Regions from separate parts of the Mus musculus genome. Here region 1 is linked to region 2. A link is a contact called in ENCODE Hi-C or POLR2A ChIA-PET data. All regions are on one chromosome and are shown on one strand. Each heading gives the region's core, a stretch centred on a gene start or an enhancer-like site at or near the end of the contact. The rest is flanking DNA. Distances are from core to core; before and after follow the strand shown. Region 1 holds the start of Memo1 (mediator of cell motility 1). Region 2 holds the start of Spast (spastin).

Region 1 (4,460 bases), core at 720-3,219, 44 kb before region 2:
CTGCCTATTTACTAATAAGTATCTACAGATAGGATTTTTTTTTTTACCAGATTAAAGACTACATCTTGTATGTAAGTAAACTCTAAGGAATTCTAAGACCAAAAGTGTGAACTATACCCAATTTTACTACCCATATATATGCTTAACAATCTAAAACTTCCCTAGAATATTTGCCCACATTCCAAAGCAAGCAACAACAAAAGCTTAAAACATTTGTAACAAATGCACAGGAACACAATAAATAAATGCTAAAAGATAGCCGTGAATGGGAACAATGTGACTTTCTAATTCTCCAAAACATACTGCGGAAAAAACCTTCTACTTAAAAATAAGCCAGGAGGTGGTGCCACACGCCTTTAATCCCAGCACTTGGGAGGCAGAGGCAGGCGGATTTCTGAGTTCAAGGCCAGCCTGGTCTACAAAGTGAGTTCCAGGACAGCCAGGGCTACACAGAGAAACGCTGTCTCGAAAAACCAAAACAACAACAACAACAACAACAAAAAAGCAGTATTAATAGTGCATTGATTATAAAGGGCAAACTCAGGAGCCAGAGACCTGACTTACACAATTCCTATTTTACCACAGGCCTAGTCTGGGGTGCAGCACTAAATTTCTGTTTCCCCATATACTGGCACAAGAACTGACATTCTCAGGTAGTGAGAACTGATTAAAAGTCTATGAAGTACTTCAGGACCATAAAATGTCATACTTATCTAACGCAAAAACTACAGCCACCTGTTAGCAGTAGTTCCAAACCCAACCATGTCATTCTTTTGTGTCTTAGCAGGGCAAATCCGCTGTGGACCAACAAGATGCATGTACTTCTGCAGCTGGTTGAACAATCTCAGGGAAAAAAAAAAAACTGCCTTCCAGATTTTCCGTTTTCCCAAAAGAATCATGTCACTATCCAACCCTAGTACTTGCAAAGGGAAATATGGTTAGGGCCAGTTGCTGAGAAGCACAGATGGCCTAGAGACCAACAGGAATCACGGAGGAACTTTTCTTTGTTACCAAAGCAGAAATGTGACCCCTGAAAATAATCTCAGAAAACAATCCTTGTGAAGAGAGTTGTACTGGAGGGAAACGGCCCTACCCTTTCTCACCCAAAGAACTACACATGGTTTTTTGAAGACAGTGCAGACAAAATTCTCTCAAAACGTAAGCTAAACTAGGCAGGTCGTCCAGCCCCGGCTCGGTGCTGAACACAGGATACCAAAGAGGTTGCTCAGGAAAAGTGCTGATGCCATCTCCAGCTGCCCCTAAATGACAGTAACAATGCAAACACTGACAAAAGACCTTGGAGGCCACCCAGAGCCCCTGCCTGGCAGCAGCTCTGCCCGAATCTCCACGTACAAAGCGACAAATCCCCCCGAGAGGCCCAGGTCTGACAGATCTTCCAAGCGAGAGAGACCAAGAGTAGCAACACGAGAGATAGGGTAGAAAAAGTACTGCCTGTCACTCCTTCCAGGGGCGCTGGGTGCCCCAAGGGTGGGAGCAAAAACTGCGGTCCCCTCGGCCAGCCTCTGGCAACGAGGACCGCGCCAACTCGTCCTTCCCCACCGCAGAGGCCGTCCGCGGAGCCGCGGAGCCCGCGCTCGCCCTGGCCGGGGCCGGCCGGCAACTCCTCGCCCAACTCCGCGGGCGCCAGGCCGCCTGCCCGAGCGCCGGGTGGGGGAGGCGGCGCGGCCCGGCCCCGATCCCTCGGCACGCGGTCAGCGCCCTCCGCCCGCCGCCCGAGTCCCCGCCCGCCGGGCCCCGGCTGCCCAGCTCGACCACCCCGGCGGCCTGGCGCCCTTACCTGAGGCGGTGTACCAGCTCCCGGCGTGGCTGGCTTCCCGGCAGACCACTCGGTTGGACATCTTGGTGCCTGTGCCGCCTATGGTGCACGAGGATGAATGAGGAGGCGGCGGCGGCGGCGGCTCCGCGAGGGGACGAGACGCCGCGGGCCCAGCCCAGGAGGAGGCGGCCGCGGGGAGGGGACCAGCCCGGCCCAGGAGGAGGAGGAGGAGGAGGAGGAAGAGGAGGAGATGGCAGCCAGGGCGGAGGGCGGCAACAATCACCACAAACTCCGCCGGCCGCCGGAAGATGGGGCCCACGGCGGCTTTACCCTAGCCGCGCGGCCGCGGAGTCGCCGCCGCCGCCGCCGCCCCTACCCCTGCCCGAGCTGCTTCCGCGAGCCGCCCCCCGGCCACGCCGCGCGCGGCCTGCCGAGCCTCCCGCTGACCCCACCCCCGTGACTCCGCGCCCTTCCCCACCGCCCCGCCCCGCCCCGCCCCCACCACCGAGGCCTCCCTCCCGCCGCGCGCCCGCCGGCCCCGCCCCGCCCCGCGCCTCCGCCCGCCGTGCCGCGCGCTCAACGGCGGAAGCGGGACCGGCCCCGCGCCATCCCGGGTCGGGAGGCCGCGAGCCGGAGGGCGGCGGCGATCGGTGCCACCTCCCCCCCAACACACACACACACAGCCCGGGGCCGGGGCCTGAACCCGGGAAAGGCAGAGCCTGGGGAGCCCACGCGTCCTTACTCGCCGCTCTACCGGGGCCGGCCCACTGAGCATGCCCAGCGCCGCGGCCGGGCCCGCCGAGGAGGCTCAGCGTGCACGCTCCGCTCTCCGGGGTTTAGCGCCAGCAGAGGCTGGGGGCAGGGCGCGGGGCGCAGGACGCAGCCGCGAGGCGGGGTGAGCCCCTTCCCCCCCCCCCCCCCCCAGCCGCCTGGCTTGTCCCCGTGCGCCGCTGGCTCAGCACACACAACACACACGCGATCGCTGCCTGCCGAGTCCCGTCGGGGTTCCCCCTTCCCCGGCGTCCTTGGTGGGGTTCCCACCCTCGGGGTATCGCCCAGGAATGCAAGTCTGGGGCCACGCCGCGAAGTTTCGCTGGCAGAGACATCGCGCTGCGAGGCGTACTGGGATGGGAGAATATGGGGGGGTGGAGGACCGACCCTGTCAAAATGTAACCTTCGCTTCCCAGGCTCGCCCCTTACGACCTAATGTCTTCGACACAGTTAAATTTACTAATTGTATTTTAGGTATAACTGCAATGTGGCAAAGATTGTCTCAGTTATTTCCTACTGTGTTAAATGGGGGTGACGTTCGTGAGGGAGGGGTACCAAGGATTATGAGTTAATGCGTATGAGGAACCAGACGGGGTAAGGAATACTACAAATGTCACCCTTCACTTATAAAATCCCAGTATTCCACGTAAGTATTCCACGCAGCAAAAGAATTCCTTTACCAGTTGGGTAGAATCACAAAGGAAGTGGTTTGTTTGGCTTTGAAGTGCTGGATTCCAAAACCCAGGAAGTGTAACAGTTCCCCAACTCCCAGAAAGTATTTGGGAAAGAAATCATACACCGGGTATATCTTAGTTTCACATTAAACTAGATCCTGGAGAAGTCCAAAGTAGATGTCTAGCTGCCTAACCAAGTTCGGCGTTCCTTAATGCTGTAACAGTATACTTTTTGTTTGGTTGGGGTTTTTGCCAAGTTCTCAAGTGTTATGAGAAAAGCTCTACAGTTAATTTCAATGGCAAGAAAAAGGTAAATTGCCGCTTTCTCCCAAGAGTTTGTGTTGCTTACCAAACTTAGCAAAGACCCTAATGAATAAAATACAACTTCTTGCGCCAGAGAAATGGCTCAGTGGTTAAAAAAATAAATAAATAAAAAAAAAAAATAAGCACTGCTCTTACAAAGGACCTAAGTTGAGTCAGCATCACATTGGGTAGCGCCCAAGCAAGTCCAGTTCCAGGGGCTCTAACGCCCTCTTCTGGCCTCCACAGGCACCTACGATTACATGCACATACTCCACACACACACACAAATTATAATTGTTTTTTTTAATATTTATTTATTTATTATATGTAAGTACACTGTAGCTGTCTTCAGACACTCCAGAAGAGAGCATTAGATTTCATTACGGGTGGTTGTGAACCACCATGTGGTTTCTGGGATTTGAACTCAGGACCTTTGGAAGAGCAGTCAGCGCTCTTAACCGCTGAGCCATCTCACCAAATTATAATTGTTTTTAAAGATTTCTAGAATGCTTAGACTTTTTGTTTGTTTTGTTTTTTTGGGTTTTGTTGTTGTTGTTGTTGTTTTTCGAGACAGGGTTTCTCTGTGTAGCCCTGGCTGTCCTGCAACTCACTCTGTAGACCAGGCTGGCCTCGAACTCAGAAATCCACCTGCCTCTGTCTCCCAAGTGCTGGGATTAAAGGCATGCGCCACCATGCCCGGCTTTTTTTTCTAAGACAAAGCTTCATTATGTAACTGACTGGCCTGCATGGAACACCCAATGTAAACCTGGCTGTCCTCAAAGAGATCCACCTGCCTCTGGAGTGCTAGGATTGAAGGCAGGCACCACCGCAGCCGCTCTTTTGACACAGGTTCTGGCCTAGGACTGAGTATGCAGACCAAGCTGGCCTTGAACTTGCTGGGAACCCACTTGTCTCTGCCTCCCTAGCACTGGAGT
Region 2 (4,554 bases), core at 348-2,847:
CAGAATGTGAAAAATATAATCAGGATCGAAGCAGAAAAGAAGGCAGGCAGCAGTGGGAAACAATGGACGTAAATTTTGCAGCAATCTATGATATTTATATTGGTAGGGAATATAGTTTCAGCAGAATGCAGGGATTCTCCTATGCGCTCACAGGGGATCTGTATGCCTCACACTGGAAACAATAGAGACTTTGTGTTAGTAGTCACTCATTTAGGCAACAAGAAATAATTGTGGCAAACTGAAATGAGAGGGGGTGGTTTTGTTTGTTTGTTTTTAAAGACAGGGATGAGGGGAGGGGGATGGGCGAGGGAGGGAGAAAGAGGAAAGACTGAATAGTTTATTGGATAGGCAATATAGTCTAGGAATCCAAAAACTCTGGGAATACAGATGGCATCGACTGGCTCTTAGAGCTTTTGATTTCAACTAACTTCTATTTCCAGATGCCAGTTCGCAGGAGTCTGACTGGCCCACGGTTTGTTTTCCTCTATGTGATCCAGGATCTGTAGAACAACTGCTGATCATTAGAATATGGGAAATATTGAGTAGATAGATAGTCTACCAAAGGAAGAAATGGTGAAGACATATACACACATCCACGTGCACACACAGATAGTATGGATTCTACCAAGTATGGTAACTAGGCAAAACCCAAGAATGACTGCATTCACATAACTAATCCTGAGATAACACAAACGTGTAATAGGTTAGTTGAAAGTAGGGTTCGTGGTCCTCGTGGTAATAAAGTTTTCCCTTTAGGATGTCTTGAACTTTGTCTCTGCAACTTGTTTCCCTCTCAGCTAACATACCCAAATTGCTACACACTGCCTCTGATACGAAACTCAGATCAGCCATCCTTTGCAAAAGACCTATTGGCTCAACCAGCAGAAAACAAAGATATATAAAGCAATAGGAGTGATGATGCACACCTGTAATCCTAGTTTTGGGGAGACGGAGGCAGAAAGATCAGGAGTTGAAGGCCTCCTTCCTCAGCTACAAGAGGAGTTGGAGGTCAGCATCTCACACAAAGGCAAACAACCGCACTGCGAGACAGCAGACCTGAGCACTAGTAAAGCCACTCAAACGCTGTTAACCCCCATTTAAAAATTTATTATCAAAGCTCCCTATTCCGATTCTTCAAAAGTCGAAGAACCTGCGGAGCGACGAACCCCTGGGACCATCGCAAGCCGAACCGCGCCTACAGAACTGAGGTTCCCAGAGAAAGGGGCATAGCAGGGGCGTGGGGGGTAGGAGGATGCCGCACATGCGCACAAGCTCCCAGGTCAACAAAGACGGCGGCGTACGCGCGCGCACCAGAGCCATTCACCGAGGACGTGCGCGTGCCCGGCCGCCGCAGCGAGGTGCCAGCGGCCCAGGGGACAGAAGGAAAGGAGGGGCAGGAGCCACCGGCCGCGGCGGGAGGAGGAGGAGGAGGAGGAGGAGACGGGGTTGTGCTCCTGGGCAGCTGAGGAGCGAGGGGCGGGGCCGGCGAGCGGCGCGTGCAGGTGCCAGGCTCCCGGGCTCCGGCTGGCGCGCGAGCGGCTCCGTGGGCCCCCGCCGCCGCAGTGGCAGTGGCCGCCGCCGCCGCCGCTTGGTCGCCGTCGGTCTGCGGGAAGCGGGTTATGGCGGCGGCGGCAGTGGGAGCTGTGAATGAGTTCTCCGGCCGGACGACGGAAGAAGAAAGGCTCGGGCGGCGCGAGCCCGGCGCCCGCCAGGCCTCCGCCCCCCGCCGCGGTCCCCGCCCCTGCCGCCGGCCCGGCCCCTGCGGCCGGCTCGCCGCCTAAGCGGAACCCGTCTTCTTTCTCGTCCCCGCTGGTCGTCGGCTTCGCCCTGCTGCGCCTGCTGGCCTGCCACCTGGGGCTCCTCTTCGCGTGGCTCTGCCAGCGCTTCTCCCGCGCCCTCATGGCCGCCAAGAGGAGCTCCGGGACCGCGCCGGCGCCCGCCTCGCCCTCGCCCCCAGAGCCCGGACCGGGTGGCGAGGCCGAGAGCGTCCGCGTCTTCCACAAGCAGGCCTTCGAGTACATCTCCATTGCCCTGCGCATCGACGAGGAAGAGAAAGGTACTACTGGGGGGCTGGAGGGAGGCCGGCGGGCTGGCCGGGGCGGGCGGCCCTGGGAGGACGCCACTTGCGTCCCTTTCCTGCACCCCCGGAGTTGATCTGCCTCGGGAGTCCGAGTCCCCACAGGCCAGATCCTGCTGTGCGACGCCTAGTTAGTTGATCCTCACCCCTTTCAGGGCGCCCTGACTCGACTTTGTTTCAGCACCCCCACACTTGTGCATGACCCAAGTCCCCGTGAGACACCCAGGCGTGCTGGTGACAGTGACAGTTGGCCTAGAGTGACCGACCACACGGGATTCTTTCTAACACTGTAAACAGTGTTGCTTTCTCTGAGCTGGGCTTCCAAAAGGTTTTGGTATCGAAACAGCTGTGTATAAACTTCATTGAGAAGGGTTCTGTAGTGTTTGGAGAGGAAAAAAAAAAGGGGGGGGTTGACTTGGATTTGAAAGGAGTAGTAGCTCCTTATACTTAGAGCCGGATTTGCCATATTCTGAAGTTTCATGAATTATTTTTACCAATATAGTGAGTCTTGAAGATTTCTTTTTTATTGAGCTGTATTTCAACCGCTAGTTGCTTTAGTTTTTACTATTTTGTTATTTTTATTTTATTCCAAGGCACTCTCGAGTTTCTAAATTTTAATGTTAAAAATATTAAATGAATGAGTTGGGTAAACAGGCATATATCATTCTACCATAGAAGATAAAACAAACGCTCCTGCCTCGCAGTGAAGGCAGGAATACTGCATACTTCAGGTTTCCTTCAAGCAACATCTTTTCTTCGCCTTTCTGTGTGGCAGGCATTGTCAATTCATTTTGCATGTGTCTTTGATCCTCACAATAATTCTGAGGTCAGAGTACTATCAGTACAGGTCTTTTACAGATGAAATTACTACTTACAAGATGGAAACAGGTGACCCCAAATCTATGCTAATCGTTAATTGAAAACTTGTGTGGGAAATGCTAAGTGGGGTTTAGAAAGCCTTATGTCTCTTATTGTCACCCACAGTAGCAGACACAGGAGAAGAGTAGTTTGTGCTTGTGAGAGCAAGCTTTTTGTGCTTAGCTCTTCAGTACTTTTTGGGAGCATAGAGTGATCACTTGGGGAGGATGGAGAAGGCAGTCCTCCTTTCATCCCTGAGATGAGCCCAGATCCCTTAGGGGTTTGTGGATGTAGTTCAGTGATACTGTGTGCTAGGAGGCTTCAGAGCTTGGGTTTCCTTCTTAGTGTCTTGGAAACAAAGCTAACAAACAAGCATTTAAAAAATTAGTTACATCCATTTTCTGTTACAAAAGAAATAAAGCTGGAGTCAGTGGTGGTGGCGGAGCGCGCTTTTAATCCCAGCACTCAGGAGGCAGAGGCAGGCGGAGCTCTGTGAGTTTGAGGGCAGCCTAGTCTACAGAGCGTTCCAGGACAGCCAGGGCTACACAGAGAAAGCCTGTCTTGAAAAACTAAAAAAAAAAAAGTACAGAAATAAAGCTGGGGTGGGGAGTAGTGGCAAAGACAAGCTGTAACCTTAGCCCTCGGGACAGTGAAGACTGCTGCCGTAGGCGACATAGCAAGACCTCATTTCAAAACAAAGCAAAAAGTAAATGGAATCTATATTTTCATGGTTCTCTTCTAGCCTAAAGTTTTTCCCCTTAGCATATGAGAAAATTTTGTCGCCTAGTTTTAATTCCATAATTGAAAAAGAGTTCACATTTGAAGTCTGTCAGCCTTTCGGCTACATTTCACAACTCGGAGCTTACTTCCAAGGGAAGTTAGTTTTCTTTCCACTGCATACAAATCTGTGAACAGACAGACTGAATTGAGTATGCAGTTTTCAGAGGCTCTCTGACTCTGTCAGCAGGTGGCCATGTCTTACATTGCCATCCATTAGAAATGTCACTCGCCGAATGTGTGCAGTGCCCATGGTTTGAGGGTGGATCCCCTGGGACTGGAGTTCAGTACTGAGCCCAGCCGGAGTCTCTGCAGGAGCAGCCAGTAATCCTTTACTGAGCCCTCTCTCCAGCTTTGAATTTTGTAGGCATACTAATGGTTGAACCTCTTTGAAAGAGTGATAGTCTATGACATCCATTTATATATATGAAGAATAAAATTAAAGAGTGGGCTCAAAGCAGCAGAACGAAGAACAGAGTTAGGTGGCCAAACTTAATACAGGCTCTCTCTTTGACTTTATTTATTTATTTGAGATTATAATGACATCATTTCTCCCTTTCCTTTCCTTCCTCAAACTCTCCCATGTGTCCTTCCTTGTTCTCTGTCAAGCGTATATAATTTCATACTGATCAGTATTTCTCTCTTTCTCTTTGTTTTTGTTTTGTTTTGTTTTGGGGGACAGGGTTTTTCTGTGTAGCCTTGGTTGTCCTGGAACTTGCTCTATAGACCAGGCTGGCCTCGAACTCAGAGATCTTCCTGCTTCTACCTCCCCAGTGCTGGGATTAAAGTTGTGCACCACCACTGCCTGGCTGGTGTTTCTCTCTTTTTAATACTGGAAAAGA

The links. A loop is a pair of places that touch in the nucleus more often than their neighbours do. ChIA-PET counts read pairs that join two places held with the same protein, here RNA polymerase II (POLR2A).
Region 1: a map of heart shows a loop between it and region 2 (8-fold over the local background). The contact joins the promoter of Memo1 here to the promoter of Spast in region 2. A Hi-C loop is called at or near these places in 6 of 37 maps with a recorded cell type or tissue (gastrocnemius, heart and left cerebral cortex). POLR2A ChIA-PET finds 5 or more read pairs at or near these places in 4 of 5 experiments (Patski and embryonic stem cell).

The regions. Positions count from the first base shown.
Region 1 is chr17:74,292,894-74,297,353 of GRCm38, forward strand. It overlaps Memo1 (mediator of cell motility 1), which reads right to left and starts at 1,970. Exons shown (of 9, transcript NM_133771.2): 1 at 1,799-1,970. The coding sequence starts at 1,859.
Region 2 is chr17:74,337,390-74,341,943 of GRCm38, forward strand. It overlaps Spast (spastin), which reads left to right and starts at 1,598. Exons shown (of 17, transcript NM_001162870.1): 1 at 1,598-2,056. The coding sequence starts at 1,648.